2 separate regions of the Homo sapiens genome follow, and region 1 is linked to region 2. The links are chromatin contacts, found by Hi-C in ENCODE. All regions are on one chromosome and are shown on one strand. Each heading gives the region's core, a stretch centred on a gene start or an enhancer-like site at or near the end of the contact. The rest is flanking DNA. Distances are from core to core; before and after follow the strand shown. Region 1 holds the start of ZFAND2A-DT (ZFAND2A divergent transcript). Region 2 holds the start of EIF3B (eukaryotic translation initiation factor 3 subunit B).

Evidence for each region. Hi-C counts contacts between places; a loop is a spot of excess contacts on that map. Pooled maps may share reads with other maps.
Region 1: a loop to region 2 is called in a pooled map, with 14 times the contacts of the local background. The contact joins the promoter of ZFAND2A-DT here to the promoter of EIF3B in region 2. A Hi-C loop is called at or near these places in 7 of 50 pooled maps.

What each region holds. Positions count from the first base shown.
Region 1 is chr7:1,158,479-1,162,786 of GRCh38, reverse strand. It overlaps ZFAND2A-DT (ZFAND2A divergent transcript), which reads right to left and starts at 2,413. Exons shown (of 3, transcript NR_110069.1): 1 at 2,164-2,413; 2 at 244-435. It overlaps ZFAND2A (zinc finger AN1-type containing 2A), which reads left to right and starts at 2,591. Exons shown (of 5, transcript NM_182491.4): 1 at 2,591-2,823. RefSeq lists enhancers at 1,435-1,947, 1,948-2,461, 2,462-2,974, 2,975-3,489 and silencers at 2,053-2,102, 2,113-2,652.
Region 2 is chr7:2,352,076-2,356,468 of GRCh38, reverse strand. It overlaps EIF3B (eukaryotic translation initiation factor 3 subunit B), which reads right to left and starts at 1,642. Exons shown (of 19, transcript NM_001037283.2): 1 at 1,049-1,642. The coding sequence starts at 1,547. It also overlaps a transcript of SNX8 not described here. RefSeq lists silencers at 1,186-1,295, 1,346-1,435, 1,616-1,755 and enhancers at 2,556-2,625, 2,296-2,851.

The DNA.
Region 1 (4,308 bases), core at 1,164-3,663, 1.2 Mb after region 2:
ATGAAACCCCATCTCTTCCTAAAATACAAAACAATTAGCTGTGCGTGGTGGTGTGTACCTGTAATCCTACTTGGGAGGCTGAGGTGGGAGAATCACTTGAACCTGCAAGGCGGAGGTTGCAATGAGCCGAGACCGAGTCATTGCACTCCAGCCTGGGCAACAAGAATGAAACTCTGTCTCAGAAAAAAAAAAAAAAAGAAAAAGAAAAAAAAAGAAAATGTGGGTAAAACAGGGTTAACGAACCAGTCCAAGGAGAGCGATGTGGCCAAGGAGGAGGTCCTGCACTGATCCAGACATCTTGAAAGGTGGGAGTCCGGGCCTGGGCAGAGCCTTCAAGGGGAGATGTTGTGTGATTGGGAGGGACAGCAAGATGGAGCCAGTCACCACCGCCGTGCAGCTGGTGAGGTCCTGCTCTTTTCACAGCCCTTGAGTTCTCTGGTGAAAACCGAGAGTAAAGACTGTACAATAAGCCGGGCACAGTGGCTCATGTTCTGTAATCCCAGCGCTTTGGGAAGCTGAGGCAGAGGGATCACCTGAGGTCAGGAGTTCAAGACCAGCCTGGGCTACATAGCAAAACCCCGTATCTACAAAAAATACAAAAATTAGCCAGGCATGATGGCGCATGCCTGTAGCTCCCGCTACTCAGGAGCCTGAGGAAGAAGGATGGCTTGAGCCTGGGAGGTGGAGGCTGCAGTGAGCTGTGATCATCCCAGTGCCCTTCAGCCTGAGCCACAGAGGAAGACACTGTCTAAAGAAAAACAACAAGCTGGGCGCAGTGGCTCACGCCTGTAATGCCAGTACTTTGGGAGGCCGAGGCAGGCAGATCACCTGAGGTTGGGAGTTTGAGACCAGCCTGACCAATATGGAGAAACCCCCGTCTCTACTAAAAATACAAAATTAGCCGGGCCTGGTGGTGCATGCCTGTAATCCCAGCTACTTGGGAGACTGAGGCAGGAGAATCGCTTGAACCCAGGAGGTGGTGGTTCCGGTGAGCCGAGATCACACCACTGCACTCCAGCCTGGGCAACAAGAGTGAAACTCCATCTCAAAACAACAAACAAAAAACAAAACAAGAAAAAGCATGCCTGGTTGTGTCTGTCCTTACCTGATTGGGCATGGTCTCTATTGATTAGGCGACCATCTGGTCTGGTTGGCACGACGCTTTTTGGGTTTGAGGAAGGGTCTGCTCTGCTGCCCAGGCTCTAGTGCAGGGCGCATTCACAGCTGACTTATGCCTCCACCTCCCAAGAGGCTGGGACTGCAGGTGCATGCCACCATGCTGCGTTCATTTCTTATTTTTGTAGAGACAGGGTTTCGTCATGTTCACCAGGCTGGTCTTGAACTCCTGTCAGGCCTCTGAGCCCAAGCTAAGCCATCATATCCCCAGTGACCTGCATGTATACATCCAGATGGCCTGAAGCAACTGAAGATCCACAAAAGAAGTGAAAACAGCCTTAACTGATGACATTCCACCCTTGTAATTTGTTTCTGCCCCATCCTAACTGATCAATGTACTTTGTAATCTCCTCTACCCTTAAGAAGGTTCTTTGTAATTCTCCCCACCCTTGAGAATGTACCTTATGAGATCCACCACCTGCCTGCAAAACATTGCTCCTAACTCCACCGTCTATCCCAAAACCTGTAAGAACTAATGATAATCCCATCGCCCTTTGCTGACTCTCTTTTCCGACTCAGCCGGGCTGCACCCGGGTGAAATAAACAGCCTTGTTGCTCACACAAAGCCTGTTTGGTGGTCTCTTCACACAGACATGTGAGACACTAACCTCAGGCCATCCTCCCACCTCGGCCTCCCAAAGTGCCGGGATTACAGGCCTGAGCCACCGTGCACCGTCCGGCTAATATTTTATTTCTGCAGAGATGGGGTCTCGCTATGTTGCCCAGGCTGGTCTCCATGTCCTGGGCCCACGCCCTCCTCCTGCCCAGCTGGGCGGGGTCTTACCCAGGCGGAGCCCCTTACGTGCAGGGCGTTCTGTGCAGTGACCGCGGCCCTGGGCAGAGCCAACCCCACGCGGCCACATAACCGTCCAGGGGGCGGGGGGCAGCGCGGTGAAATGGAAAAGGATTTAACTGGGGGATCTAGGTGCTGGGGACACTGACATTTTCGGTATTATTCTTGAAGCTTTTCCCTAAGTTTGAAATTACCTAAAAACACGTTGTTTTGAGATGGAGGCCTCCTGGGGCCCGCAGGATGCGCGGCCGCGGGCGGGTGCCCGGGGCGGGAGGCGCCGGATGGGTCGCTAGGCCTCCTCCCTCAGGCCGGCCTCGCGCTCCTACCCCGCAGGACCCCGGCCGCAGCCCTGAGTCAGCTTCCCCGCTCCTCGCCCGCCCGGCTGCGCCTGCGCGGAGCCGCCTCACTGTGACCCAGCAAGCGCGCCGCCTGCGAGAAGCGACCGGACACTTCGAGAAGGGAAGTGGAGAAGCGAGGAGTGGGCGGGCCTGCGGGGCGCGGCGGGGCGGGATTGGCCGGATGGCTGGTGTCGTCTTCGGTGTGCGCCGGCGCCACTGGGCCGCGGCCTGGCGGGATTGGCCGGTCTGCGGGTGACGTTGTCGGGGCGCGCCCGGAAACCCCAAGGCCCAGACGGCTCTCAGATCCGGGGGCTGCGGATAAATCCCCGTAGGCCGCGGGCAGCGAGATGTTGCGTTCCGGTGTGGGTGTGGGTGTGCCTCCGACGGCGTCTCGGTGCCAGTGTCGAGGTTCTTTCTGCTTAGCTACCCGGAGCCGACTACGGAGGAGGACACCTGAGTTTACGTCTCTTCCATCTGCTGCTCACCTCAGCTGCCTGGGTCCCCGACGAGAGCCAGGTACGGGGCCGGGATTGCGCAGACAGGGTCTGCCGGGGGTCGGGCCTGCCTTGAGGTCAGGTTGCTCGGGGGTTCGGCCTGTCTGCTAGGAGTGCGGCTGCTGAAAGTCCGGCTGCTTGCTGGAGGTCAGGCTGCTGGGGGTCCGGCCTGTCTGCTGGGGACCGGGCCTGCCGGGGTCTGGCTGCTGGGGGTCCGGCCTGTCTGCTGGGGACCGGGCCTGCCGGGGTCTGGCTGTTGGGGGTCCGGCTGTCTGCTGGGGACCGGGCCTGCCGGGGTCTGGCTGCTGGGGGTCCGGCCTGTCTGCTGGGGACCGGGCCTGCCGGGGTCTGGCTGCTGGGGGTCCGGCCTGTCTGCTGGGGACCGGGCCTGCCGGGGTCTGGCTGTTGGGGGTCCGGCCTGTCTGCTGGGGACCGGGCCTGCCGGGGTCTGGCTGTTGGGGGTCCGGCTGTCTGCTGGGGACCGGGCCTGCCGGGGTCTGGCTGCTGGGGGTCCGGCCTGTCTGCTGGGAGTCCGGCTGTCTGCTGGGGGCCGGGCCTGCCATCGGGGCCGTAGTACCGGGTCGCACGGGGTCGTTAACCCGCCAGCCGAGTGACAGCCACGTAGATGTGTGTTTTCTTGCTGCGGGCCCGGCCCGCCAGGGTAGGGTGTTGGTTTCCTAGGACGGGTGCTGTGCGTCCAGAACAAAATCATTTGGGGATTCACATCAAACTCTTGTGAATTCCTTGAACAAAACAATTTCGGAACGCCTGCTGTGTGTCGGGCACCGGGAGCTAATAGTAAAGCAGCGGATCTGTAGTTGGAAGCTGTGGGCGAAGGAGGGCTGGGAAAGGACTAATGGGCACCTTAAGTAGCGGGCGTGTAACATAGAGGGAACTGGGGAGGGTGGGAATGGCTTTAAACTGAGGCGGGAGGGGATAACTAGACGTTTGCCATGGGCGAGAGTGTTCCAGTCTTAGGCGACAGTCTAGGAGGCCTCCAGGAGTGGGGAGAGAGCTGATGGGAAGGTCAGGAAAAGGCCCCGGGAGGGGCTGGTGAGTACTAGATGACGGGACCTCGTGAGCCCCAGGAAAAGGCCCCGGGAGGGCTGGTGGGTACTAGATCATGGAGGGGACCTCGTGAGCCCCTTGATTCTCTCTCGAGTGCGGTAGTTTCACCAGCTGTCTGCCTGTTTTCCATAGTGACTTAACAGCTTGCGCTTCTCCCTGATCAACTCCAGGTTGATGTCATCGAGGAATAAGTTCACAGTAAGATTCAATGCCTAAGGGAGTTGAAGAGAGAGGCGAGGGACAGAGTTAAATCTTCTCTGGATAATGGAGTCAACTGATGTGATTTAGCACCTAGTAACAGAGTTTTGTTTATGTGAACAAGTATATTCCATGGATAAAATTGTGACTTAAAATTCACCAAAGTCGTAATCATCACTGGCAGCTGTGTGAATTAGCTCTCGCCCCCTCAGTGTGAGTTTAAATAGAAACCCGAGTTCAA
Region 2 (4,393 bases), core at 393-2,892:
CACCACGCCCGGCTAATTTTTTTTTATTTTTAGTAGAGACGGGGTTTCACCGTGTTAGCCAGGATGGTGACCTCGTGATCCACCCGTCTCGGCCTCCCAAAGTGCTGGGATTACAGGCGTGAGCCACCCAGCCCGGCCCTCTGATAGCCTTTTAAAAATACGTTTAAATCATAAATTGGCAACTCCATGTTATTCCCGAAATTGTCCTGGTGTATCGCTGGCTACATCAGCAAGGGTATTTTTATTTTTCTCACTCTAGTATCAACTTAGCCAATCTGCAGAGGCTGATGTGTTCCCAACTTAAAGGCTTAAGAGAGCTAAAAAACAAAAGAAAAACAAATGAGACCAGCTCTCATCAGAAGTAGCTTCAGGAAAAAATCTCTGAGACAGGAAGCAAAAATATGCCTGTAAATCCAATCAAGGTTGAGATGAAGGCAAAGCTGGCTGTTATCGGCAATATTAAAACCTGGAAAAATAACTCTCTTTATAGATTTAGCGCAAGAGATAAAGAAAAATCAAACTGGAATTTCACAGGGTGCCTGTCCCACTAAGGAAGTCTCTGGAGATGGACAATTCTGAGGGGCAGGAGGACAAAATCACCGGCTCTGCCACAAGCTGTTCCTCCGATCCAGACCTTGGGAGGTCTGACTGGTCAGCTCTGGGGACACGTAGACCCGCAAACCTGCCACCGGGTCTTCGGTTTTTGCCGTACCCCCAGCTGCTACACTCACAGCACACCCAGCCATAACGGAGTACCCCATGTGCCCTCTCCCACCCTCTCAGATTTCTGGTTGTCATGCAAATGCCTGGCTCCCGAAGTGAGCTCCACCCTGTCCCCTTTTTCAGGAAAGAAAAGGGGAGGCGCTGGGCTCTCAGAACACTTCCAGGGCACTCGGGAACCCCTCCCTCGGTGGCTTCTCAGGAACACACGGACACCCTCGCTGGAACTTCTGCACGAACCGGTGGCACAGCCCGACGATATCTCCCACCTCGGGAACCCCAGCCACGCTCCCGCGCCGCTCGCCAGCCCCGCCCCGGGCGCCCTCACCTTCCTCGCTCACGTCGTCCACGAAGTCCTCGGGGTCGCTGAAGGAGGGCTCGTCCGCGTCGCCGTTCTCCAGCGCCCGGGGTTCGGCCTCGGCCGCTCTGCCCTCGTTTCCTCCCGCGTCCTCGGACACCGCCTGGGCCCGGCTGTCGGAGCGCTCGTCCCGAGCCTGCTCTCCTGGGGCCTCGCCCTGTGCCGGGACAGGGGGCTCAGCATGCGACCCGGGCAGCTCCTCGGCGGCCGGCGGCGAGGGCGACTCGGACGGGCCGGAGGCCGCCTCTGCCTCGGCCGCCGGCTCGGTCCTCACCTCGGACTCCGGCCCGGCCTCCGCGATCCCCACCTCCTCACTGGAGGCCTCGGTCCCCGCGGCCTCCGGAGCGCCGGGCCCCGCGGGCCGCAGCAGCCCCTCGGCTGGCGGCGGCTCGGCGGCCGGCTGCTGCTGGCCGGGCTCGGCGCGCTCCTCGGCCGCCTCGGGCACCGCCACGTTCTCCGCGTCCTGCATGGGCCCAACGCTGCCTACTCGCAGGGCTCCGCGGCCGCCGCGCTTCCGACTCTCCCAGGCCGCACCGCGCGCCGCGACGGCTACAGCCCAGCCATGTGCGTGCGACGGGGAGGCCGCACCAAGGCCGCGGGGCGGGGGGCGCACCCACGCCCTGGGGCCTCACGAACGACCCTGAGAGGACTCGCATCCACAAGACCGCGCCCGAAAATCATCAAACTGATATATTTGTGACAAGAAAGTGCTTAATTCCATTCAGCAAGGTTGTTTCTGTGCATCAGTAAACTCATGGGAGCATTGACCACCCCATGTGTGGCAGCAGATGGTTCCGTCCAACATGGCGTCCTCCCCCTTTCCTTTCCCGTCGGACGCTGCGGGGCGGGACTGAACTATTTGTGGAGCTGAAGGCGGGGACAAGAAATGATTTTAGTACCCGGAATGCTAGGAAAATGTCCTCTAACTCAACAGTTAATACCCTGGAAGAGTGGAGACTCAACAGGCGATTGCTCAGGGCGTCTGAGCCTTTCGCTAGGGAAACCGTTTAGTTTACGTTACTAAAGTCCCCCCTGTCCGTGTCTGTCACTTGGACTCGCCTACTGACTGAGCAAAAGGACAGACTACTTCAAAATAGAAAAGGAATTCGGGGCGAGCCAGAGAGGGCCCACACGACTAGAAGGACGACTGCCTGGCGCGATACAAAAATGTATGGAAGTTTCTTTAATCGCTTACCCCCAGTCCTTCCCTAGCGGCCGTCACTGCCTGTTTCCCCCCATTCGGGCTTTCACAGTGGTTCAGTCCATCCGAGGCCGCCGCCTTCAGCGCGGGACAGCGCGGGTCACGTGGGGGCGGGGGCGGGTCCTCGCCGCGTGGAGCTCGAGGCTGACTCCGGAGGGACCGGAGCGGTTCGCTCTGCGCGGGTGCTCACGGGACGGGCATTGGGTGCATGTGGCTTCTATCTTGTTTTTTGCCGGAGTGGAGGACAACCACTGGTTGGGGGATGTCTTAATCATCCTAGAAAACAACCCAGTGGATCACGCCTGTTATCCCAGCACTTTGGGAGGCTGAGGTGGGAAGATCGCTTGAGCTTAGGAGTTGGAGACCAGCCTTGCCAACATAGCACCACCACCCCCCGCACGCCAGCCCTCATCTCTACGAAAATTAAATAAATAAATAAAACAGGTGGTACCCAGAGGCTGGGGTGGAGAGTGGGGAGTGTTTATCGGGGACGGACCTTCAATTTGGGAGGATGAGAACGTTTTGGAGATGACGGTGGTGATGGTACAACATGGTGAATGTACTTGATGCCACTGAACTGTATACTAAACTTCATATTAAAATGGCTAGGCCCTGCGCGGTGGCTCACACCTCTCTTCCCAGTACTTTGGGAGGCCAAGACAGGAGGATCACTTGAGCCCAAGAGTTCAAGACCAGTCAGGGCAACATAGCGAGACCCTGTCTTCGAAAAAATAAAATAAAATGCCAAAAAGGTAAATTTTATGTATATTTCATCCTATAGTTTTTTTGTTTTGTTTGTTTTCAGAGATAGGGTCTCGCTCTGTTGCCCAGGCTAGAGTGCGGTGGCATAATCACAGCGCCGCTGCAATCGGGACCTTCCAGCCTCAAGAGAATCCTCCCACCTCAGCCTCCCAAAGTGCCAGGATTACAAGCGTGAACCACCGCGCAGGGCCTAGCCATTTTAATATGCAATTTAGTGTACAGTTCAGTGACATTAAGTACATTGCCAAGTACTTGGGACTGAAGGTATGTGCCACCGTGCCCAGCTAATTTCTTTATTTGTAGATAGCATCTCACTGTGTTGCCCAGGCTGGTCTCAAACTCCTGGCCTCAAGCAGTCTTCCTCCCTCAGCTTCCCAAAGTGCCGGGACTATAGGCATGAGCCACCACACCCATCCCATCCTAACGGTGTTTAAAAGAGCGAAAAAGAAGCAGAGTCTTCCCATGCCTAGTACCAGGTTTGACTACTCCTCATCATGCTGTCAGTGGTGTATCTTTGGGCAGGTCACTTAATGCCTCCACCTCAGTTTCCGCATCTGTACAATAAGGGATGACAATTTTTTTTTTTTTTATTTAGACGGAGTGTTGCTCTGTCGCCTAGGCTGGAGTGCAGTGGCACGATCTCGGCTCACTGCAAGCTCCACCTCCCGGGTTCACGCCATTCTCTTGCCTCAGCCTCCCAAGTAGCTGGGAATACAGGTGCCCGCCACCACGCCTGGCTGATTTTTTTTGTATTTTTTTAGTAGAGACGAGGTTTCACCGTATTAGCCAGGATGGTCTCGATCTCCTGACCTTGTGATCCGCCTGCCTCGGCCTCCCAAAGTGCTGGGATTACAGGTGTGAGCCAATACGCCTGGGAGTATGTTTTTTCTACATATGCATGCTTACAATAGGGCACAGTAAGAGATTAACAGCAATAACTAATAGAACAATTATAACAATATATTGTCATAAAAGTTATGTGGATGTGGTGTCTGGTGGTGTGTCTGTGTCTCTCTCTGTCAAATTTTCTTCATTATGTAATATTTTCCAACCTAATTGACCATAAGTAACTGAAACAGTGCAATGTGAAACTGGGGGTCGGGGGGGCTACTGTGTTTGGAAGCAGTCTTCCCAGATGTAATCAAGATGAAGTCAAAGTGGACGAGAGTGGACCCTAAATCAGTGATTGATGTCCTTATTAGAAGAAGGAAATTATGGCCGGGCATGGTGGCTCACACCTGTAATCCCAGCACTTTGGGAGGCCAAGGTGGGCGGATGCATTACATGAGGTCAGGAGTTCGAGACCAGCCTGAACAACATGGTGAAACCCCATCTCTACTAAAAATACAAAA